2 separate regions of the Homo sapiens genome follow, and region 1 is linked to region 2. Evidence: read pairs that join two places in POLR2A ChIA-PET (ENCODE). Cell type or tissue: PC-9. All regions are shown on one strand. Each heading gives the region's core, and the rest is flanking DNA. Links, peaks and the distances in the headings are about the cores only.

Region 1 (12,670 bases), core at 2,512-10,511, 110 kb before region 2:
ACTCTTCGGACTGAGGAGGAGGCAGAGGGCCTCATCAGCGGGGGCAGGGGGACCAGGAGGACTGGATGTTAACAAATTGCCCAGCACCAGTGGCCGTCATGTTTGTTTCTTAATTAGGCCGAGTTAATGAATGTCGTGGCTCGTGATTCACTGCTTTGGAGGATATATCCCTTTCTGTTTGCCTTCCTCTCACCTGGGCCTGACAGCTGCCACCCCCACGCCACCACCCTCCACACTCCTCTGCCACACAGCAGGCCTTGGAGTCAGCCCACCTGCCGGAGGGGGTGGCCATACTCAGTCTTGGGCCCCCAGCCCTGCTCCATCAGGGTTCCTGGACTGGCAGAGCCAGAGGGGACAATGGAGAGCCCCCATCAGTGCTGAGGAACTCAGCGTAGAACGCCCTGAGCTAGGCCCTCCCCTGAGCCCCGCTTTACTTTCACAGGTGGCAGGGCGGGCAACGGCCGCACGGGTGTTAGCAACAGAGTCCAGGCCAGCGGGCTGAGGCCCTGGACAGGTGTCGGGAGCCAGACTCATGACGCTTCCCCCACCTGCCCCCTTCCCTCTGCCCGCTACAGACAACACACGCCTGAAGCAGGGCTGAGCCCTGGGCGCAGTGGATAAGGCCTCTCCTTTTCGTCCATACAAACCTCTAGGGGACTTGCCATGCTTGTGGGGAGCCAGGTTGTCAGAAAATGGGCTCATGGGTGAGGTCTCCTGAAACTTCTAGCTTCTCCTGGGAGACCAGGGAGGGCAGAGATTTTAAAGTTTAAAAGGGTCCACATGTTCCTCAGTCTGAGAACCAGGCAGTCCTACGGAGAGGCCAGGGCTCAGCACTCACTCACTTCTTCAATGCCACCTTCCATACCCACTGTTTAAGAAGTCACCACCTTGGGCCTGAGCTGGGGGTGCTGTAGAGTGGAGCAGGGGCAAGCTGAGGGGGACAGAGGTCTAGCGGCAATTCTGGTGGAGAGTAAGCTCAACCTCTGGACAACCCAAAGACATTTCCTCCATGTGCCTTCCTCCAATGCCACTTTTTATTTTCTGAATTGTCTGCAAGGAGAGTGAGATGTTGGGCACTGCAGCCAGAAAGACCTTGTCCTCTGCCTGGGACAGAGGGAAGGACGGGCCAGAACCAACATCCTTGTCAGGGAGACTCAGGGCAACTGGGACCGAAGAGCTTCAGGGTTCAGCGTCCCCACCGGCTGGCCCCTCCACCAAGCAGGTTTGCAGGAAGACAGCATGACGCAGGAGGAACACAGTCACCTTAAAAGGCACCTGTTGACTCCCTAAGGTGCCTGGGCTCAGGGTGTGGGGTGGGGATGGGGGAGGGAAAAAGTGAAAAAGATCCAATATGGAGACACAAGAAACCAGGCTCTTTGGGAAGAAATTCATCAGGAAGTAGTTCTGGAACGTCTTTCTCCCAGTAAGCAGCACAAGCCATGCAGGCATTTGGAGGGGAGAACTTCTGCCCTCCAAACCCATGATGGTGCCATATGGAAAGTGATGATGCCACTGGAAGGCACCAATTGCCACTGGACAGGACACTGTGGTGTCTTGAGAGCAAGAGCACCAGCCTGTTTTTTATTTTATTTTATTTATTTTATTTTATTCTGGTTAACTATATAAAAGATTTATCTTGCCTCTTTTATTTTAATAAACTAGATAAATATTGTATTAAGAAATCAAGTTGTTGGCTGGGTGCAGTGGCTCACACCTGTAATCCCAACACTTTGGGAGGCGAAGGTAGGCAGATCACCTGAGGTCAGGAGTTCGAGACCAGCCTGGCCAACATGGTGAAACCCTGTCTCTACTAAAAGTACAAAAATTAGCTGGATGTGGTGGTGCACACTTGTAATCCCAGCTACTCGGGAGGCTGAGGCAGGCGAATCGCTTGAACCCAGGAGGTGGAGGTTGCAGTGAGCCGAGATCGTACCACTGCACTCTAGCCTGGGCGACAGAGGGAAACTCCGTCTCAAAAAAAAAAAAAAAAAAAAAAAAAGAAATCAAGTTGTTTGTGTTTAAATACTCACGAGTAAGGTTTGTTAGGTTTTATGTGCTAGCATTTTTTAAAATTTTTTATTTTTAAAATGTAATAAAATACACATAACATAAAATGTACTATCTCTTCCATCTTAAGAGTACAGTTCAGTCACATTAAGTATATTCACATTGTATGCAACCAATCGCTTTTTCATCTTAGGAAACTGAAACTCTGTACCCATTAAACAAAAACTCCCCATTTTCCCCTCTCTTCTGCCCCTGGCAACTGTTTTTGTGTGTGTGTGTTTTATTTGTTTTTTTGTTTGTTTGTTTGTTTTTGAGGTGTACTCTAGAGACACTGAGATGCGTCGATCTTAAGTGTAAAACTCACTGAGTTTTGACAGACGTGTACACCCATGCAACCACAATTCCAATCAAGATATAGCATATTTGCTTCACTCCACTAGGTTGCCTTTTTACCTTCTTCATCAATCTCCAACCCCACCCTGAGGCAACCAACGTTCTGATTTCTATCATCACAGATCCTTTTTGGAATCATCTCATATGCACTCTTTTGTGTTGGCTTCTTTCTTCCACACAGTGTTGACATTTGTCCATGTTGCATTGTTTGTTCATTTTTATTGTTCAGTAGTGTTCCATTGTATGAAGAAACCACAATGTATTTATCTACTTATCTACCTGTTCATGGTCATGTGGGTAATTTCCAATTTTTGCTAATAAAGGAATAAAACTGCTATGGATATTTTTGGACAAGTTGTTTTTTGGGTGAAAATCTGTTTTTATTTCTCTTGGGGCAATACTTGGTTGTGGAATTGGTGAATCATAGGGTTGGTGTATGTTTAACTTTCTAAGAATCTGCCAAACTGTTTTCCAAAATGGTTGTACCATTTTGTGCCCTCACCAGTGTGTGTTACAGTTGCTTCACGTCCTCACCAGCATTTGCTATTGTTGGTCATTTTCAGCTTAGCCATTCGAGTGGGTGTGAAATGTTACTGCTGTGGTTTTAATTTGCATCTCCTGATTAAGCACAATGAGGCTGAGCAATTTTCATTTGTTTACTGGCCCTTTGTAATGTTCTTTTGTGACGTGTCTGTTCATGTCCTTTGCTCCCTTTTATTTATTAGGCTTTAAAAAATCATTTTATTCTTGATTTGTGAGTATTTATATATTCTAGATACCAGAACTTTGTCAGATATATGTTTTGTGTGAATATTTTTTTCACAGACTGACTTGCCTATTTTCTTAAAAACGTCTTTCCAAGAAAAAGAAAACAAAAATGGCCAGGTGTGGTGGCTCACACCTGTAATCCCAATACTTTGGGAGGCTGAGGTGGGAAGATGGCTTGAGGCCAGGAGTTAGTTCCAGGCCAGCATGAGAAACACAGGGAGACCCTATCTCTACAAAAAAAAAAAAAAAAAAAATCAAATAAAAACCAACAAAAGAGTTTAAAACAACAAAAAATTGATAATGTCCAATCTACAAATTATTTCATTTTTTAATAGTTTGTGATTGTTTTTCTTTGTGTGTGATCTGTTTAAGAAAACTTTGCCTACCCAAAAGTCATGAAAATTCTCTCTTCTGTTCTTTTTTAGAAGCTTTATAGTTTTAGATTTTTTGTTTAGGTCTATAATCCATCTATTTTTTTTTTTTTTTTTTTTTTTTAGACAGGGTCTGGCTGGCTCTGTTACCCAGGCTGGAGTGCAATGGCGCATTCTGGGCTCACTGCAATCTCTACCTCCTGGGCTCAAGCCATCCTCCCACCTCAGCCTCCCAAGTAGCTGGGACTACAGGTGCATGCCACCAGGCCCAGCTAATTTTTTGTATTTTTTGTAGAGACAGGGTCTCGCCATGTTGGCCAGGCTGGTCTGAACTCCTGATCTCAAGCGGTCCGCCTGCCTTGGCCTCCCCAAATGCTGGGATTACAGGCATGAGCCACTGTGCCTGGTGCAAAATAATTTTTGAGTATGATGTGAGGTAAGGGTCAATGCTCATTTTTTAATATCCAGATGTTCTAGCATCATTTAAAATTAAAAAGACTTTCCTTTCCCCCATTGAATCACATTGGTGCCTTTGTTGGGAGTCAGTTGAGCACATACACATGGTCTCACTCCTAGGCTTTCTATTCTGTTTCCTTGATCTCCTTGTCTATTCTGACACCAATATCTTATTGTCATGATTACAATAGCTTTACAGCAAGTTCTAATTCAGGTAGTGAAGACGGATGCTCCATGGGGTACTGCATATACATATTTTGTTCTTGTTGTTTTGTTTTGTTGAGACAGGGTCCCACTCTGTTGCCCAGGCTGGAGTGCAGTGGGATGATCATAGCTCACTGCAGCCTTGACCTCCAAGGCTCAAACGATCCTCCTGCCTCAGCACCCCAAATAGCTGGAACTACAGATGCACACCACCGTAGCTGGCTAATTTTTGTATATTTTTAGAGATGGGGTTTCGCCATGTTGCCAGGCTGGTCTTGAACTTCCGGGCTCTAGCAATCTACCCGCTTTGGCCTCCCAAAGTGCTGGGATTACAGGCATGAGCCACTGTGCCCAGCCTGTGCAGCATATTTTTGAAATATCAGCCCATTCCTCCCAGTATTTATTCTTTGCCCTTTTCACCACCAGTTCTGAGCTGATTACCAAGGGGGAAGTGGATATAACAGGATACAAGGCAGAAAAAAGGGGTGCCTTTCTGGCTTTGGTTTCAAAGCCCAAGTCCTAAAAGGAACAGAGTCACAAAGTTTGGAGAAAACAGATGATAGAGAGCAGCTCCCACTCCCGCTTCCAGCCAACCACCCTTCTAAGACTAGAGAAAAATCCCCTAGGTGGGGAGGAGAGAGAAGAACGGGAGGGAATTAGAGAGCAGCTCCGCACCCCTATATCTTGGGTTAGGGTCTCAGGAGCCAGCCAGATCTCACAGAGGGGACAGACAAGGCTTGTAGAGCCTCCCCTGGCTCTGATCAGTGCGGGAGCAGCAGCATGAATTCTAGACCCTTAGTATGACCCGGAGAGAGGTGCACACTGAAGGATCTGTAAGATCAGAACAGCAGCCATCCCAGCAGAGGCCTGCATGAGGAAAGTCTCCCCAATTCCTTAGCTCTTGGTGAACCTCCTAGAAAATCACTCCCAACACTGAGAAGAGTGAGCAGGAAAACCTGCATTGACTGGGTAATTTTCTGCCATTCTGGTGGTGAGGTATCTCATCTGAGTTATAGGAAGGGAAAGAAGGTAATATTTTTTGAACATCTGAGTTAGTTACTTAAGGTTTATTCCAGCTTTATATGGAACTTCTAACACCCTACATTTTAAGGACTAAGCCTAATGTTAATACAGAGTGGTGATGAGGAGGGAACCACCCATTCCGCTGGGAGAGGAGCTGGTGGGGAGGAACTGGGAGAGCCTGGGCCAGTAGGCTTCCCTGCCTCACTTATTCTCAGCCCTGTGTTTGGGATATCACAGTGCCATCAAGCAACTCAGCTTCATAATGGGTTCCTCTGAGTTCTATTCCTCTGTCCTGCAATGCTTTAATCAAGTCCTGCCTCTTGATGCGTCACTTTCATCTTGAGCAACTCAACGGACATTCAGTCCTCAAGATCTGCATGGAGCAAAGTTTGAGGGTAAGCCCCATCTCTCACACAGCAGTGACTATTTGGGAAGCTAAGGCTCCAAGTGAGGACACTGTCTTGTGCCGGGTGCAGAGGACATTGAGGTGGGGCTGCCTCATGCTTCACAGTCCTAGCGTTATTTTCCATGCCATCTGTGTTCTGACTAAACCCACTTTAGGTATGGGGAAACTGATGCTTCAGCCCTATTTATTGCATGCCAGGAAAGTCTAGTTCGCATGTTGTTTTGCTTATGTTAGCATGTTCACCTTGCACAGTAACTCCAAGAATGTAAAAAAGACACTTCAAAATGCATTGAATAAATACCTTCCTTTGCTGTGATCCCATGTCCACCAAATGTTCTGAAATGAGACACATGGAAAATGGAAAACAGACCAAAAATATTTGCTTGACTGACATTGTGGATTAGGGTGTCCACGAGAGTATAAACACACACACCCACTACACACACACACCCACTACACACACGCACCCTGCAGAGTGGGCCCCAGGATTAGGGACCTTCCACAGCAACCAACGCTGGCTGCCAATTTCAGAGCTGCCCCTGGGCCTGGCTCTGCTGGATTGAGGCCAGGAGTGCCTGGGTCTGAGGAATGCACTCACCTGGAGCTCAGAAGGAGCCCCTGCACCCTCTACCTGGGCAGCCCAGAAAGGTGTTGGGGCTGTCACTCCACACTGAGAGGGCATCACCACTCAGGGGCTTGGAAGAAGGGGGAATGGGTCAGGACTTTTAGTTCATTGCTAAATGAAGCCTAACTCCCCTCTGGGGTCCTGTGGCCTGGACCCCTGGTGCAGGTCCGCGGTGGCCTTGCTCAAGGGAGCACTGAACTCATTCACCCTCCCAGCAGTCAAACCATGACACGCAAGAGCCTCTTACTCATCCCGAAGTCATCAGTCATGTTTCCAAGAGTGTGAGTAATTCAGGGAGGGAGGGAGAGAGGGCTCCAGCTGGGGGTGGGATGATGCTGAAGAGGTGATGTGGCCCAGAAGGAGCCCTAATTCTTCTTACTCCAAAGCTGGAAATGCTCTTCTTTTTGAGAAGAGATGTCTCCTTAATCTGCTCCCAATGGGGTGTGTGTGTGTGTGTGTGTGTGTGTGTGTGTGTGTGTGTGTGTGTATGTGTAGAATACTGGCAGCTTAAAGAAACTGGAAACCAAAGCAACAAGGACTTCTCCCTTCATTCCCAGGAGCTGAGAAGGTGTGCTGGCTCAGAGGACGGAGGCCAAGTGGGCACTTTTTTTACTTATTAATAAAATATACATTCAGACAGGGCACAGTAGCTCAAGCCTGTAATCCCAGCACTTAGGGAGGCCGAAGCGGAAGGATCGCTTGAGCCCAGGAGTTTGAGACTAGTCTGGGCAACATAGTGAGACCCTAGCCCTAAAAAAAATTGAAAAATTAGCTGGGGGTGGTGGCACACAACTGTGGTCCCAGCTACTCAGGAGGCTGAGGTGGGAGGATTGCTTGAGCCCAGCTGGTCAAGGTTGCAGTGAGCCATGATTGTGCCACTGCACTCCAGCCTGGGTGACACAGTGAGACTCTGTCTCAACTACAATGCAATACAATAAAGTATGTACTCATATTTGCCCAGCACTTTATTCCATTTTGAGCCTTTGAGGGGAACAAGTTAGGTATTGTTATCTCCATTTTATAGCCAAGGAACTGAAGCTCAGGGCAGTCATGTAAGCTGCTAGTGTCCTATCACAGGCAACTATTGGAGCTGGGATTTGAACCCAGGTCCCTTAATGACTAGTCCAGCCCCTACATCCCTGAACTGTGAGGGCTTCCTCTAAACAGAGGGCTCTGTTAGCCTTTCGACTTGTTTTCTATCCAAGATCATCTTTCAGCAAGTGGGCTCAGCCTGGACCCAACAATTGTCCCTTGCCTTCCTAGACCACACTCTTACAGAGGTCCTGGCCGTGGGTACTCCTGGGGGATGCTCAGTTCCAGGTCACTTTCCCCTCCTCCTAGCCTGGGACTTGACCCAGGAGAGCTGGCTGCCTTCAGAGGAGAACCTTTTCCAAGGAAGTCACAGGGGAGAGAGCCAGGGGAACCCCGGTAGGATGGAGAGTCTGTGGGTGGGTCTGCCCAGACAGTGGGAGTTGACCAAGCATCAGCTCCCAAGAGGCCCAAGCCTAAGGAGTTAAGTACTAGCAGTCAGGCATTTTGGCTATGGATTGGCTGAGGGACCTGACCTCTAACCCTGTGTCTTCCTTTCTTGCGTTTCCCAGCCCACTTCTTCCCATAGAGCCATGAGAAGACATCCTTGGTTCACTGGAGGAGGAAACCCTGCAGGAAACACACCTGGGAAAATAACTCCCATTTCGAGGCAGAAATGATTATTCTCAGTATATTGATGAGGAAACTGAGGCTTTGGAGGTTACATAACTCAGGCTATACCACCCAGCTAGTGAAGGGGGCAGAACAAGAGTTCAGATCTGATGGTGTGGTGGCCATTTCACCAAATCATCCTGCCTTAGAAAACCTGCAACAGCCCAGAACAGGCACCTCGACCACCTCACTGCAGACGCTAACCTCAGATGGTGACCAAAGAGAAAGCCTGACATGGGAAAATGACTTGAGATCAGAGGCTACATTGAGCTGTATTGTGCGCCCCACTCCTCCAAATGTATATGTTGAAGTCCTAACCCCCCAGAACCTCAGAATGCAACTGTATTTGGAGACAGGGTCTTTAAAGAGGTAATTAAGTTAACATGATGTCATTGGGGGGGACTAAATTAAATGTAACTGGTGTCCTTACAAGAAGTGATTAGAACCAAACAGACACAGGGGGAAGACCATGGGCAGACACAGCAAGATGGCAGCCATCTCCAAGCCAAAGAGAGAGGACTTAAAAGAAAGGACCCCTGCTGGCCCCTGTCAGTCTTCCAGCCTCCAGAATTGTGCAAGTATAAATTTCTGTTGTTGAAGCCACCTGATGTACAGTATTCTCTTCTGACAGCCTCAGCAAACTCATTCAGAGCCCCTTAAAAAATCATCTCTGTCCCCAGTTCCTGCACACAGTAGGCACCGAATCCACATTTGTTAACTGGCTGAAGGAAGTGCCATGAACGCTGGGCTCTCCAATAGGTGGAGAAGATTCAAATTTTGATTTTTGCAACCAGCCTCCTTCCTCTTGTTGAAACTTCCTGTTTCTGAGGAATAGAGATTTTACAGATCCCAGAGGGCATCCAGTAAACCCAGCAGCTATTACCAAATAATTCTGGTTTTGATGATCTCAGTGAGTATGAATCAGAAGCAAGCAGACTTGCGTTTCTTTTGAAATATACCCAAGGTTAAACGTTAGAGGAAGAAGCAAAAACATATCGGAAAATGTATTGCTAGCAAGGAACTATTTGTGTTGTTGGTGCCCAAGGCCTGATGAGATGGGCTTTCCTTCCTTCTGTGTGGAGCAGAACCTGGTGAAGGCTTGAGTGACCAACGTTGTTGCTGCTCGGGCCAAAGCAACCTCTTCCTGTCCAAGTGCCCATCCTCACGGTTCTCACCTGGATCTCTTATTTGAAAAAGAGAATTCCAGGGTTGAGGGTGCCTCCTGGAGCCCTCATCATCCAGGTGACTGCTGTGGCCTGGAGGAGGTCCTGGCCCTTGTAGAAGGGCACCCTGGTGGAATAGGAAGGTTTGGGATAGGAAGAGAGTATGGGGTCCACACAGCTACAAGCCAGGGTCCTGCAATGGGATCAAACAGGGCATGGGTAAGATGGTTGAGGCTGGGGTGGTGTCAGGTCACCATGAAGCCGGGCTGCTTTTAGGGGCATCACTTGGAACAGGCAGCATTCGGGCAGGGGCTGTAAAACACTTTGGAAATTGGAGTTCGAGCAGGAGCTCCTAGGGAGGACTTGTGGTGCAAGGGAGGGCTTGGAATTAAGTGGGAAGAGCCCAGACAACCCTGGCTTCTGCTTCTGGCTCTGCCACATGCTAGCCGAGGGGCCTGGCAAGCTCTGTCCTCTAGAGAACCTCAATCTCTCCATCGTCAGGGGACACTGGGCCACCTTCGAGGATCAATGGGGTTCTGGAGAAAAGGAGTGGCATGGGATGATGTGCGAAAAAACCTCCAGCCCAGGCAGGACACTGGTAAGGGCTGGAGCCAGGCACGGGTCTGTCAGGGTGGGACTTGGCCATCGCACGCTCAGGGGTTCCTCTCCCAAGAAGGGGGAATGTGGCCAGGAGCCCCAGGGTTGGTGCCTTCAGGATCCTCAGGGCCTGCAGGGCAGCAGCTCAGATTCTTTAGGAAGTGGCTGCCCCTCCCTCCTCAAAGCCATTTCTCTCCCTTCACCATCTCAGGAACTTCTTGCACTTCCCCAAACGTTCCCGAGCCCCCACCTCCATGCCTTCCTGCACGATGCTCTTCCCGCGGCCTGAAACTCCCTTCCCTTCCCATGTCTGGCTTCTGCCTACTCCTCCCACACGATTATCTCAGATATCTCTCCCCACCCCGCGTCTTCTCCCAGGGAGTCTTTCCTGACCACTCCCTCTGCATGGAGCCTGGCTGTCTGTGTCTGTCTGTCTGTCCATCCATCTGTCAGCCATGCCTCTGGCCTCCTGCCACACCTCCCTCTCCCGGTGCCCACCCACACCCTGCAGTGGAACTCTATTTCCCCTCTGGACCATGAGCTCCCGGGCCCTGGCCCTGATCTTCCCTCTCAGGGGCCTAGTCCAGGGTCTGAAACATAATAACAGCTCAATAAATGAGTGTCAAAACAATTACTGGCTTACTCAATGAATGACTTCTGAATACAGGGCCCACTTCTACAAATGAGTCACAAGTCTGAGCCACCGTGCCCTGCCCCCACCCACTGACCCCAGTGAAACCCTCCCTGTGATGACATCATCATTACCTTGAATTCTCAGAATCACCGGTGCCTTCTATCTTCTCCTTTTACTCTACCTGCTTCTAAATCCCCCTCCTCCTCCTTCTTTCCCCCTCCTCTGGGGGCAGCACATCTAAATAAGGTAGTGTTCCTTCCGGGCTGTGAATTATCAGGATTTTCATCTAGTGACTCGGGAAATTGTGAGACAGAATCAGGAAGTCGATCCCCAAGTGCTGGACAAGGAGATGCGATGCCAGTTGGCCCCTGGTGCTCTGGAGTTAACTGAGTAGGAGACTGGGAGGACCTAGGTAGGGAAGGAGGAGGCTTGAGCTGAGGAGAATGGGTATGGGGTGTGGGAAACTGGCGGGGTTGGGCTCCTTACAGACTGCACAGGCCAAGGCATCCCTGGTCTGGCATGAAGGGAGAGGCCACTGCCCTGTCCCATACACTTGGCTGCCTAAGGTCCTTTGTGGGGAGGCAACCATCCTCCCCACACCCAACTTAGATGATCAGGAAGGAGCCCACCCAGGGAACATCCCTGCCTCTCATCTCATCTTCTCTCCTGTGACTCCTCCTGTCTTTTTCCCTAAATGTCATGGAGGTGTTTCTGGCACAAGTAGTGAGGAGCTGGCCAACCAGAGCATGCCCCGGGGTCACTGCCATTTTCATGTCATACCCTTTTCATGAAGAAATAAATTAGGACCCTGCTTCTGGAAAACTGATGTTTGTGACATCATGTAGGGAACAGATGGGATATTTGAGATTCTTGAAAAAGGATCATATATATCTCAATAAAAGGCAACTTCTGAGGCCAGAGGAAAACATAATAAATAAAAGGACTGCTGCTTCCTGTATCAGGTGGGAAAAGCATGACATGAGTTAACCCAAAAAATGTTTTTTTGTAAACAAGTAAAAGTAAATAAACCCAAGAAGGGCAGGAAAGTCAAAGGTTGTTTCTTGACAGGTTTGTCAAGGGGTACAGGGGTCCCGTGGCAGCATGTCCATCCCCGCCTTCTCACACTGCCTTGCAATCGCCGCCTTGTCTCCGGAGCCCTAGAGGGCAGGGCCATTACGTTATCTCTCTCTCAATCCCCGGGGCCTAGCCTGGGACCTGACACATAGTAGGTGCTCAGTAGGCAGAGAGACCGTATAATTTATCATCCAAACTGGGACACTTCAAGGTCAAAGGAGGCTATTAATAATTACATCTGGACAACAGTTGTAATCTGGGACTGTCTGGACAAAAAGGTGTCTGTTGAATAAGTGAATGAATGAACAAATGAATGAATGAATGATTCTTAGGCTGAGGCTGCTGACACCGAGGCATTCATGGCTTCCTACATCCGTTGGTGCCACTGTCTAATAGAAAATTCACCCGTGTATACCATGTATACCAAGCTGGGATTGAAAGTCCATCTCCGTTCTTAGCTTGCAGACTGGGACTCCACTGCAGAGAGAAACTGGGCTGAGCCGGAAGGGCCCTGCAGGTGCTGCTCAGAGCATCTTCCTCCACTTTCCTGCTGGCTTGGGCACCAGGAACTCGGCTCTGCGCTTTCTGTTCTTTGTAGCATTTAATCCTTACACCAGCCTTGTGAAGTAGATGTTCTTATTACCTTTTACAGGTGAATCAACCCAGGCTTAGAGAAGTGAAGTATTGTGCCCAAGGCGCTAATATCAGAGATACAACCTATACCCAAGTCTGTGGGACACCGAAGTACGTGCCTCTAAGACGTCACCACCTTGCCTTTTATGTGGCCTTCTCTCAAGAAGAGGACTTAGAGGCTTGGGGCGTCCAGTTTCTGGAGGCAGGCAGGGCCTCCTGTGGCCTGATCCATTGGCTGGAGAGGAGTCAGCAGGGGCTGGGGTCATGGCATTGTCCCAGTGGGAATGGAAAGTTTGCCTCCTGGAGGCGCCCCCTCTGCCCCACGTCTGATTGCGGGCAGAGTCTTGGACGGGGCAGTGGCACATTCAGAACCTCTGGCCAGGCTAGGACCATGAGAAGTGGGCTTTTCATAGGTTACAAGCCCTGTGGCCGTGGGAGCAGGCGGGGCAGGGACCCTGGTCAGCCTGATTCACAGGCCAGGATGCTGCCACCTGAGCCTTGTAACTGAGCCCTCGTGGCTCCTGAGGGTGGGTTAAGGAGGAGAAGGTGTTCCGAACCGGAACTCCTAACCAAGGGCTCTATCAGTCCTTCCACCTCCTGCTTCCGGCCCGCCCC
Region 2 (12,670 bases), core at 2,059-10,058:
GATGCAAATCTTTGTAGTCAGATTGTCTCCTTGTGCTGAGCATCAGGAGAGCAAATAAATGCTTGGCTGCCCTTCACACATGCCGTAGCTCTCCACACTCCAACTAAGACACATGGCTGGCAGGAAAGTTAAAAATATTCTAACCAAAACCTCGGTATATAACTGACTCTTGTTCTAAGTTGTAGAAGGATGGAATAGGGGATGTAGATCTTACATATACACATTTAGTCTTTATTTCCCCTCATACATGGTGCCAACTCATTCCTATTAGTTAACTAGCAGGACTTTATTAGCAGAAATAAATCATCAGCTTCATATGTAGACCCTCCTATAATAAATACCCTTACTCAAAAATAGATAGATTAGGTATAGATACAGATAGATAGATGTGTGTTTATATAGATAGATGTGTGTATATATATGTCTATATAGAGAGAGAGAGAGAAATTTTTTTTTTGAAACACGGTCTTACTCTGTTGCCCAGGCTGGAGTACAGTGGCATGATTGTGGCTCACTGCAGCCTCAACCTCCTGGGCTCAAGTGATCCTCCTGCCTCAGCCTCCAAGTAGCTAGGACTACAGGCATTATCACCACACCTGCCTTTTTTTTTTTTTTTTTTTTTTTTTTTTTAAGAGATGGGGTCTTATTGTTGCCCAGGCTGGTCTTGAACTCCCAGGCTCAGGCGATCCTCCAGCGCTGGGATTACAGGCATAAACCAGCTCACCTGGTCTAGAGAGAACATCTGAAAGTTTTAATAGCCACACACATTTACAGCAAAGTAATATCCATTCCCTTTTTAATCTTATTCTGAAAGAATGCTCTCTAAAGCATTTTATAATCTGTCTAGATGATGTTTCTGTCATGAAAGTGATAACCAGCCAATCTCATTAGAGCATATCTCAACATCTAAAAGCTGGGTAAAATGTAAACCTCTTCCTTATTCCTTGACCCTGAAGATTAGTGTGTTTATCAGTACTTGAAGATTAAAGATCAAGAAATCTCAAGGCCTTAAAATCTGAGATCCTCTGGTGACAGGAGCCATTTATATAATAACAAGATGGGTAGATTTAGGCTCCTCGATCTGACCAAGGTGAGCATGGGACCCAAACACTCGCTCTCCACCTGGAATCAGCACTCATAGATGAGTGTTGGGCCTGCACTTCTGAGTCTCACCTGGAAAGTGTCATTCAGAAAAATGGTCACAGTTAACTGGCCAATAATGAAAAATACATTTCATTATTGTGCCAGTGATCTTTTTTTTTTTTTTTTTTGAGACAGAGTTTTGCTCTGTCACCCAGGCTGGAGTGAAGTGGCGTGATTTCCGCTTACTGCAACCTCCACCCCCTGGGTTCAAGCGATTCTCCTGCCTCAGCCTCCCAAGTAGCTGGGATTATAGGTGCCTGCCGCCATGCCCAGCTAATTTTTGTATTTTTTGTAGAGACAGGGTTTCGCCATGTTGGCCAGGCTGGTCTTGAACTCCTGACCTCAGGTGATCCACCCGCCGTGGCCTCCCAAAGTGCTGGGATTACAGGCATGAGCTACTGCACCCAGCCATGTGCCAGTGATCTTGACTGAACATTCTAACTATCCTTGTGACTGATGGGGTAGGTAAAAAGACAGCACAGGTGCATATTATTATTTTCCTTTGATATTAATCATATATTTCTGGTGAGGTCATACACTCTTCTGGAGATCATGTTTGCAATTTCTAATCAAAATAATCTGATATATGTCTTATAAGAGGAGATCATCTTATCTTTATACCTCCAGTGACTCAAGCACATGGTAGAAGCCCAATAAATATTTGCTGAACTAATCTGAATGAGCATTTCTAAATCATCAGATGAACAATCCCTAGGATTGAAAAAGGTATTGAAAAATCAACTAGACCAAAATGCCTTTCATTAAAAGAATTTTTCACTAGGAATATCTTTTACAATAACTGTTTTGCATTTTGCCTTCAAAGTTACTTTCCTTTTTTTTTTTTTTTTTTCTTTTTTGAGATGGTCTCAGTCTGTCGCCCAGGCTGGAGTGTAGTGGTGCGATCTCACCTCACTGCAGCCTTGATCTCCCTGGCTCGAGATCCTCCCACTTTAGCCTCCCAAGTAGCTGGGACTATAGGCCCATGCACCATGTCCAGCTAATTTTATTTTTTGTACAGACAAGGTCTCACTATGTTGCCCGGGCTGGCCTTGAACTCCTGGGCTCAAATGATCCTCCTACCTCAGCCTCCCATAGTGCTGGGATTATAGGCATAAGCTACCATACTGGTCCAAAGTTATTTTCAAAAACCTTCTTTATAGTCTCATTTTCTAGTGCTTCTCCAAACTGACCACAGATACATGCATCTAAACATCATTAAAAGTGATGTTTCAAAATGAGATGCAACCTGTCATCAACAGGCCATGGCCCTGGCAACTTGGGTGCCTCATTCTGAGTACACTTCAGAGCTCGTGAGTGATGTGCTTTATCCACTGACTTACGGGGCCCTAGGATGAGATACATAGAGTTAATGTAAGTGATTTTTTATAATCAGTTGGTATTGGGTAGCCAGTAAAAACTAAAAACTTGCAACTTTTTCCTCCTAGTCAGCACATAGATGCAATTTGCCAAGTGCTCTCTCCTATGGACTTTATAACTTTGTAAACACTCATATCATGCTCCATTGCTAGACGGCCCTCTCCCTAACATAGTTAGCATAACCAAGAAAAACATATTGGGCCTACTAGTGAGCTTAGGATTTTCCCAGCGAGAAAAGGAGTCACTTTTTGAAAATAAAAGAGTGACAATGAGGAGTCACAGGGGACATGGCTTATTGACTTTCTGATGAAGGTGGCTATGTTGATGGCAAATTCCACACAGTGGGAAAAATTCAGAGCTTTTGCAAATAGGGATCCACAAAGCTAATTACATGCTGCTGTCACCAATAGTATAAACCAGAACAGTTCATTCATTTATTTTAAGCCATCAATTCCTTGCTAAGTCCCTGATGTCATTGATTTGACCCATTTGGCTAAAATCAGCTCTTCAAAAGCCAATATGAAAAATGGCCGGGTTACAGCACTGGGTGGTCATTCACCACGGGCATCATCTCATCGTGAGCCAGCAGTGCAATGTTCAGTGTAGGTCATGAGGCCGTCTCTGTGGTCACCACCTACTCAGGGGTCTTGTGACTTGACCTACCCTATCATCAGGAAGGAATGATGCCCTGTGGGAAATAACAGCCTGCTTGTCCCTGGACACAACCAGGCTACTGAGCGAGTTCAAACTCCCCCAAGACACTTAGAGAAGTGTTTCCCTGCCCTTTGGTTTTCATCATCTAAAACTTCGAGATCTGTAAAGTCCCTGTCACAGAGTCACTTAGCCTTTAATTCCAGTTAACACGTTTCTTGAGCTCCTCTGTGGAAGGCACGCATTGGTTCATGGAAACTCACACCGAAGACTCCAAAGGCAAAACATCGTTCCAATCTTGAGGCAGCTGCTTACTGCCATTGTGGAAGTCTTAATGTAAGTCCCTAAAATCAGACGGCAAATAGGTTGGGCAATGCTTGGTGACAATTGAGAGAAAGCATGTTTTTCAGATTAGGGCCCCAGGTGGTTTAAGTTGCTGGGTTACACAAGACAAAGCCCTAGCATGCCAAGCCTTTCTCCTGGGTATAACCTTCCATGTACAGTGGGCAGTGTCCCCATTCTACAGTCTAGTGTGCAATTTCCTTGCTATTTGTGATGCTTCGTCATGGCTTGGATGGCCTTCTGATAAGAGGTCCCCTCTGTAGAAATCGTGATGAGTTAATGATGTGTTTATCAGCTTCTCTCAAGGTGGTGGACAATTTGTACCAGATAATGTTTAGCTAATCAGCCCACACAAATTTAATCTTATCACTAAATAGTTCTTTTTCCAGGGAGAGCAACTGCTAAAGTGCTTTACTGTATTTCTAAGCTGTGTGTGTCATTAATGATGACATTAACAAACCTCAAATCAAGGTCTACGGAAAATTAGGCCAGTGAAATGTGATGTGCTCTATCTTAACAATAAGATCACAGATGAAGTCAACTCCTCCCACCCAGGTTTGCTTCATCTGGTTTATTACTGTATCTCTTGCTGAGATTCCTTCAGAATGGCCAACTGGAGAACCACCCCCACCATAATCAACCAATCTATCAGATGACGTCAGGCACTTTCAGGGCGGTATGGCCATAGACCAATCAGTCTATCTATACATATGTATGTACACACAGACATAAACATAGGGGGGTGTGTGTGTCTCTGTGTGTGTGTGTGTGTGTGTGTGTCTATGTGTTTTCTGCCTGCTACAAATTTAGGAGACAGGAATGGTAGGTTTCAGCTGCCTCTTTAGCAAACTGTAATGATAATATTTTTGAAGCAAATTTATCTATCTCTGCCATATTTTACCCAGTCCCAAGGATTTCCCCTAACATTTGCATACGAGCTAGTGTTCACAGGATTCACTGTATGATGCATTATGGCAGTAAGAATACAGTGTTTGACTGTTATCACCAGAAGCTAAAATAAACCACTCTAGAGTTGGAGGGAAAAGGTCTTATTTTTTGTTTTGTTGCCTTTTTAACCCCATTGCGTGATTTCTTTGAGAAGAGGTCATTTTAAAGTTCTCCTGCACAGCCTGATGGACACGCGCTAATGTGTGCAGCTGGCTTTGTGATTTGCTATTGTTCTTCTAACCACATGGTGTAGCTGTGGATGGCTGGGAAGAGCCAAGCAGGCTGTAATCATGTGGAAGGGTGCATGTGTGCATGGTGCATATGTGCATGGTGCATGTGTTCATGGTGTGTGTGTATGTGTGTGTGTGTGTGTAAGGGTGGATTCAAGGCATGGCGGTGGGGAGGAGAAAGAACACTGAAGAAGGATAGTCAGCAGCTCTTGAATCTAAGAGGCAGAGTTGTCATCAGGCTGTGCAGTGGCAGCTACAGTTGTGAGGGCCACAAGACAATTTATACATACACACAGGAGAAACAACTCTAGTCTTTTTTTTCTTTTTTATTGAAGGAGTCTCACTATATTGCCCAGGCTGGTCTCGAACTTCTGGGCTCAAGTGATCCTCCCAACTTGGCCTCCCTAAGTGCTGGGATTATAGGCATGAGCCATCACACGCAGCCAAATATTTATTTAATTTTTTACAGACAGTCTCACTTTGTTGCCCAGGCTGGAGTGCAGTGGTGCAATCATAGCTCACTGCAGCCTCTGCCTCCTGGGCTTGATTCCAGGTTTTTCAGGTCCAAGCGCAGTACTTGACTGCAGTCAATGGCTTTGATAATCGAGTGTCTCTATCAGTGGTTCTGAAAATGTGGTACCCAGACTGGACTGGCAGCATCAGCATTACCTGGAAACTTGTTGGAAATGCAAATCCTTGGGCCCACCCCAGACCTATTGAGTCAAAAATTCTGAAGGTGGGGCCCAGCCATCTGTGTTTTCACAGGCTCTCCAGGTGATTCCGATGCAGGCTCAATTGGAGGACCGCTGCTCTATATGTTTTGCACACATATATTTACAACTATGTATGTGTGAGTTTGTATCCTTTCATAGGAAGAGGCAAGAACTTTTACTTTTCCAATGAGAGCAAATCCTCATTGGGAGTGGCTCTCCCCATTGCAGACAGCATGAAAGAAGGTAGACAAGATGTCTCCATGAAAGGAGACGAGACCTTGGAGACCTGGAAGTCCCTTGAGTATGTTTTCCACTCAATGTTAATCCGGCTTCCTGCACAGGTACAATTCCACAGCCATGATTTGGATGTTGATGGGTGCTGTGGGTTGTATATAGTCCAGCTGTGTCAAAATCATCTCACCCTGTGTTTCACTGCAGGCCTGAAAGCTTTTTTTTTTTTTTTTTTTTTTTTTTTTTGAGACGGAGTCTCGCTCTATCTCCCAGGCTGGATTGCAGTGGCGCAATCTCGGCTCACTGCAGCCTCCTCCTCCCAGGTTCAAGCAATTCTCATGCCTCAGCCTCCCAAATAGCTGGGACTATAAGAGCACACCTCCATGCCTGGCTAATTTTTGTATTTTTAGTAGAGACGGGGTTTCATCATTTTGGACAGGCTGGTCTGAAACTCCTGACCTCAGGTGATCTGCCCGTGTCGGCCTCCCAAAGTGCTGGGATTGTAATCTGGTCACGCTACAGGCTTTATAAACTGTCTTTGGCAAAGAAGGCTGTTGAGAAAGCCTCCTGCAGACAACTTTCAGTTTATCCTTCTTAAGCACTTAACCACTGAAATGTACCAGGGTGGGCCACTCCTTGGTACAAACTCTGTACTAGGCTTCTTCCAAACCACAAGAGCTATTTCAATAATTTAGTGCAGCGTTGTGCCACTAGACACAATAGAAGCACATCGGCAAAGGTAGAGCTATGGCCAAGTCAGGGTGACCTTGGGGGTGAGGTAATTGGGGGAGTGGGAGGTGAGCTTGTGACTTGAGAGACCAAGCTATATATGGCTTAAGAAATTCTAGGGGTGGTCCCCCAAATACACTAGGATTCACTTTCTTATGTGTATAAGGTAAAGGGGTAGGTAGATGTAGTACCTGTGTGTGTATGTGAGTAATTACATATATAGCAATATCTATGTTAAACTCCTAACTTGTTAGCCAGGCATAAAAGCTTATAATCCCAGCTACTCAGGAGGCTGAGGTGGGAGGATCGCTTGAGCCCAGGAGGCCGAGGCTGCAGTGAGCCATGATCACACGCCACAGCCTAGGTGACAGAGTGAGACCTTGTCTCGAAAAATAAAAATAAAACGAATATATTGATAGATGCTACAACATAATTGAACCTTGAAAACATTATGCAAAGTAGAAGAAGCCAGACACAAAGAGTCACGTATTATATTATTCTATTTACATGAAATATCCAGAATAGATAAATCTATAGAGGCAGAAAGCAGATTACTGGTTACCAGATATTGGTTAGGCCCTGTGGCCCTAACCTACCTTTCCAAGGTGGTTTTCTCTTTGCTCTCTCATATATGCTTCATGCAAGCCAAACTGTGACTAGCTGGGCTTTCGAGACATCCAAGCTCGACCCTACCACATCCATCCATCACGCTTTTCCCTCCATCACCCGATCTCGCTCTCCCTCATCCTCCTGTTATTCCTGAGGCTTAATTCAAATGCGACCTTCTCCATGAAGCCTGCTGTGACCCCCTCCTCAGGCCCCCCAGGGGAAGATCATCCCTCCAGCTCTATAGCTTCACATCACTTCACACCTCTTTTAGTGTTTATCGGTCTTACACTATAATAACTATGGCTATTTCTCATTTTCTCCTTAGCTTGTGAGCTTTTTGAGGGCATTCTCTGTTTCTGATCACTGTGTGGTCTCCAAAGCACCCAGCCACTGCTTCGTGTTCAACATGTTTGTCCTGTGAGTTAATAGCTGCCACATCACACGGAATGCTCAAACTCAAAAGATAAAAATATGTATAGTCAAGCTGTGGAAAACAGCTTGATGCTTCCTCAAAAAGATAAGCATAGGATTACCATATAATCCACCAATTCCACTCTCAGGTGTATACCAAAATAATTGAAAACAGGCATTCAAACAAACACTCGTACACAGATATTTATAGCAATACTAGTCACAATAGCCCAAAAGTGGAAATAACCCAAATGCCTATCGATGCATGAATGGATAAACAAAAGTATGGTATATCCATACAATGGAATATCATTCAACAATAAAAAGGAATGAAGTGGTTGGGCTCTGTAGCTCATGCCTGTAATCCCAGCATTTTGGGAGGCTGAGGTGGGAGCATCACTTGAGGCCAGGAGTTCGAGACCAGCCTGGCAACATAGGGAGGCTCTCTCTACAAAAAAATAAAAAATTGGCTGGGCATGGTGGTACACACCTATAATCCTAGCTACTCAGGAGGCTGAGGTGGGAGGATCACTTGAGCCCGGGAGGTCGAGGCTGCAGTGAGCCATTATCACGAGCCACTGCACTCCAGCCCAGGTGACACAGTGAGACTTTGTCTCAAAAGATAAAAATAAAATGAATGTATTGATACATGCTATAACAAATGAACCTTGAAAACATTATGCAAAATAGAAGAAGCCAAACATAAAAAGTCACATATTATATGATTCTATGTACATGAAATATCCAGAATAGATAAATCCATAGAGGCAGAAAGCAAGTTTTTGGTTACTAAGGACTGGGAGGAGGGAGAAATGGAGAGTGACCACTTAATGGGTTATAGGGTCTCATTTTGGGGTAATGAAAATGTTTCAAAGCTAGATAGAGGTGATAGTTGCACAACATTGTGAATAGACTAAATGCCACTGAACTGTTCACCTTTAAATGGTTAATTTTAGTTATATGAATTTCATCTCAATTAAAAAACAGTCGGCCGGGCGCGTTGGCTCTCGCCTGTAATCCCAGCACTTTGGGAGGCCAAGCCAAGTGGATCACAAGGTCAGGAGATCGAGACCATCCTGGCCAACATGGGGAAACCCTGTCTCTACTAAAAATACAAAAATTAGCCAGGTGTGGTGATGTGCACCTGTATTCCCAGCTACTCAGGAGGCTGAGGCAGGAGAACAGCTTGAACCTGGGAGGCGGAGGTTGTAGTGAGCCAAGATTGCACCACTGCACTCCAGCCTGGAGACAGAGCAAGACTCTGTCTCAAAAAAAAAAAAAAAAAAAGTCAGTGGCATAAAAGTATTCCTTTTTCACTTTAGAGAAACTGAACTGATTTTTATAGGATGATGTAATATTTTATCCCAAATATCAGATCCTAGAATAGATTAAGTATTGGTTGCATTTCCATGGCAATTTCTTCCCTCCTCCCAAATCACCTTGCCAAGGGCCTGCCACCACTCGCCTTGTAGCATCTGGTCCCACCAAATGCGAGCACAGCTCCCCACTTAAAGCAGGATCCACCTTTCAGCTTCCTGTTCCTGTGTCCAGGTGCCCCAGAGAGGAAGCCAGCACTCAGACTCCACAGCTGGCATTGCAGAGCCCATTGACAAGGATGGGTTTTTCCTATCTTTTATCCAAGGTGTCTTGGTGGTAAAAACTGACTTTTTCTTTGTTATCCTGGAAGTTGTTCCTTTGTTTCAGAGTAGATGGGTCCAGTGCTTTCCTGGAAGCCCCATTTTCCACTCACTCCTGCTTATATTCTTAGTTCATAGGCTGAAGCCGGCTGACATCAACGTAATTGGAGCCCTGGGTGACTCTCTCACGGTAAGTGACCCTGATGCAGAAGGGGCAGGAGGGGAAAAGATTTTGACTAATATGAGAACCTGGAGAGGAAAATGGAGAGAGAAGGTCTCACGCCTGGCTCTTAGATGCTACCATCTCGGGTCCTGATCTCCATCTCTCCATTGTCCGACCCACCCTGGCATTCAACAGCATTCCCTTCCCATCATGGTTTCCCACCTCCATTCTGGTCTCATCTTCCTCCCCCAATGCTGAGATGAAGGAGAGAGCAGGAAGTGGAGGGACCCCAGAGGGAGTGTGGGTGACAGGAGTGACCCACCCCAAGTCACACAGCTGGTCAGCGGTGGGGCAGGATTGGACAAGATCTCCAGACCATGGTGTAGAACTCCTCCAAGGATCCAGTGCTTTGTTTTGTCCATGTAGAAAAGCTAAGGGAAGGTACCAGGAAGAGAGGTGAAGAGATGATGAGACAGGGCAAGTGCTAATGGGGGCAGGGAGGTGGGGGAGGGTGGGAAGACGGGAGTCTGTGGAAGAGGCAGATAGGCCAGAGATGTTCCAAACCCACTTCTGCATCTGCCCCCGGGTGACATCCCAGACCCTGCAAAGCACTATCCATGAAAAGCAGAATCAGGCCCTTGAGAGCCTGGGGGCTGGGAGTCCCAGAGGTTCCTAGACACAGCTTCCATTCAACAGCCTCTCATCAGAGTCCAGCTGCTATTCTCTGGGCCAGTAGAATACAGGGTCTCCAGCTGAATCCTCCCCAAGAACAAGCAGACACCTCTCATGTCTATGGTCTATCACAATGATATCATCCACTCAGTGGGATGTATCTTCATGACAAAATCCTGTGAGGCATGACTTTCTTTAGATTCAACCAATAAAGGCTGGGCCCAGTGGCTCACATCTATAATCTCAGCACTTTAGAAGGCCAGGGTGGGAGGATCACTTGAGGCCAGGGGGTCAAGGTGAGCCTGGGCAATGTAGCAAGACCCAATCTCTACAAAAAAGAAAAGAAAAAAAATTAAGCATGGTGACACATGCCTATAGTCCCAGCTACTTGAAAGGCTGGGGCTGGAAGATCACTTGAGCTCAGGATTTCGAGGCTGCAATGAGCCACAATGGTGCAACTGCACTCCAGGCTGGACAACAGAGCAAGGCCCTGTCTCTAAATCAATAAGAAGGTGAATGAAGCTGGGCAAGGTGAAGTGCCTAAGGTCACACAGCTTGTAAGTGCTCGAGCCAGGATCACAAATCAGGGATCCTGACCCTAAGTCCAGGGCCCTATCCCTATGCTGTGGCAGCCTCCTCCGTGGCCCCTCAGCCACTCTTTACCCCAAAGACCTGACTGCTCATAACCTCCCAGGAAGGACTGGCAGGCTGGGCCTTAGCAGCTTCATACACTGCTTATCCCAACCTCTTCCTGCCCGGCGGGGCCTGACATCACCTGCTCCCAATTCCCTGGTCTCCTTGAAGATACTCTCAGGACAAGGGGTCATCACATCTCGGCACAGCTGCTCAGGGGTTCCTAGGGAGGCAGCACTTTGGGTGTGAACCTGCCTGGCAGGTAGCAAAGGAACTGGGCACCAGAGAGCAGGGATCACACCTGGGGGGCCTCTCATGGAGGCCAGCCTTCACCCCCAACTGCCTGGGAGGCCAGTCTCAGCATGCCCTTCAAAATGCTCAGAAGCAAAGTGCTTTAGGCAAGGGACACGCACCTGGAGAGTGTCCACATTGTGCTTTCTTCAGCTGATGACGGCTACGTGGGATTTCATTTTATTACTACATTTTAAACTGCATAGGTGAGATATATTGGTATAAAAGGATAATGATGTATTTCCTTTTATGATATACTTCACAACTTTAAAAAAATGAGAAAAACAGGACCCTGAAATGTATCCTTTTGAAAAGGTACAGTCTAATTTCAAGAGCACTTTTGCTGGACGAGTTTTACTTGGTCTTGGCCTAGGCAGGGTTTCTTAGAATGAAGCAGAGCTGGGAGTAGCACCAGGCATTCCCAGTGGGCACTCTCACTCATCTCTGAAAAGGCAGGATACATATGGAGACATGGTGCCATCTAGACCCTAGATCCCAGAGAGTGCCCAGGTGGTCCTGGCCAGCATAAGAACATAGACCTTTTGGCAGGTAGGCAGAGGTGGGCCACTGGGGAAAGCAGAGAAACTCACCCCCTCATTGTTCCCTCTCAGGCAGGCAATGGGGCCGGGTCCACACCTGGGAACGTCTTGGACGTCTTGACTCAGTACCGAGGCCTGTCCTGGAGGTGAGTGAGGGTGTGGCAAGGCCCCAAAGGCCCCTTCATTGCAGAGCAAGGGAAGCCCCCTGAGTGTTCTAGAAAACAACGCCTTAAGCAGAAGGGTGGGCCATTTTGTTCTTTTCTATGACCAACTTCTAGGTTTAATTTGAAAAAGGTATTCACCAGCCTCCTCAAACCACTACATTGCCCAAAACAGTAGCTGAGCCTTGAGCCAGGAATCCAGGAGAGAAACTACATAAATGTTTGGGCTGGAAATGCTTCTCTGGCTTCCATTTCTCCCTCTGTGATATAATCTCAGAAGGAGGCAGTGGCCTGAGTGATGCACAGATCATTGCCTTTGGAACCAGAGTTGTAGCTGAGCCCTAGCTGCCCAGTTGGATGTAACCTTGGGCAAGTTCCCTAACCTCTCTGAGCTTCTCTCCTCATCTCTGATGCAGAAATAATGCTACTACCTGAGCACTGTCTGAGGGCTAGAAAGAATTTAGGTGTCCAGCACAGTGCTTGACACTAAGTATCTGGTAGTTGGCATTGTTATTATAGGGCCTTTATTTTGCAGATGAGGAAACAAGGCTCAGAGAGGGCAAGTAACCTGACCAAGATCACAGAGCCAGAAGATAAAAGATCAGGAAGCAGAGCAGATGCTTCCTGGCCCCCACCAGTGCATTCCCTTATCCTGTATCACTTTGGGCAGGCTTATTTCTGCTCTGTATGTGATCAAACCTCTGCTGCAAGCCCGGGCAGGTTTGGTGTTTCCTCACCTGGAATCTGGCATCTCTATCTGACACCTGCTTTAACCTGAGTGCCGAGTCTCTGGCATCCTTCCTCACGTTGCAACACAGTTAAACCCAAACATTTGGGGAACCTTTTAGATGCTCCTAGACACCCTTGGCACAGAATGGGGTGGGGGGGTGTGGAAAAGCAGGGAATCCAATCCACTCTGGAATGCTGCATATTTGCATGCCTAGAAACCCTTCTAACTTTGATCACCTTGGAATTTTATTATTGGCTTGGAAGATGGCTGACTCTCTAGAAGACACCTTTTAAAAACGGCTTTTCCAAGCCAAGCAGGAAGAGAAGAGAGAAAAAAATAGGGCCAATAATATTAATGCACGCTGCAGTGGCTAGTTGGAAAGGGGCTGGCAGACGAGGGACTACTTCCCCTTTGAAAGCAGGGGTGCAAGGAACCAACCTACCTCCCCTTCCCCAACATC

Evidence for each region. ChIA-PET counts read pairs that join two places held together with the same protein. Peaks named below come from ENCODE experiments on the same cell type or tissue, not always from the same donor. Only the 100,000 strongest peaks of a DNase experiment are listed, where the experiment ranks them.
Region 1: POLR2A ChIA-PET joins it to region 2 with 15 read pairs; 7 of 35 experiments call an interaction of 5 or more read pairs at or near these places.

What each region holds. Positions count from the first base shown.
Region 1 is chr2:28,439,561-28,452,230 of GRCh38, forward strand. It overlaps LOC102723530 (a long non-coding RNA gene), which reads right to left and starts at 10,625. Exons shown (of 2, transcript NR_187669.1): 1 at 10,480-10,625; 2 at 7,203-9,244. RefSeq lists enhancers at 322-821, 12,170-12,670. In PC-9, for the core only: no CTCF peak of the experiment used is centred there; DNase peaks (open chromatin) are centred at 6,511, 8,851 and 10,491; H3K27ac peaks cover 2,902 bases.
Region 2 is chr2:28,553,889-28,566,558 of GRCh38, forward strand. It overlaps PLB1 (phospholipase B1), which reads left to right. Exons shown (of 58, transcript NM_153021.5): 18 at 9,153-9,211; 19 at 11,392-11,465. Among named protein-coding and RNA genes, the nearest start is that of PLB1, 64 kb to the left of the region's middle. In PC-9, for the core only: no CTCF peak of the experiment used is centred there; no DNase peak of the experiment used is centred there.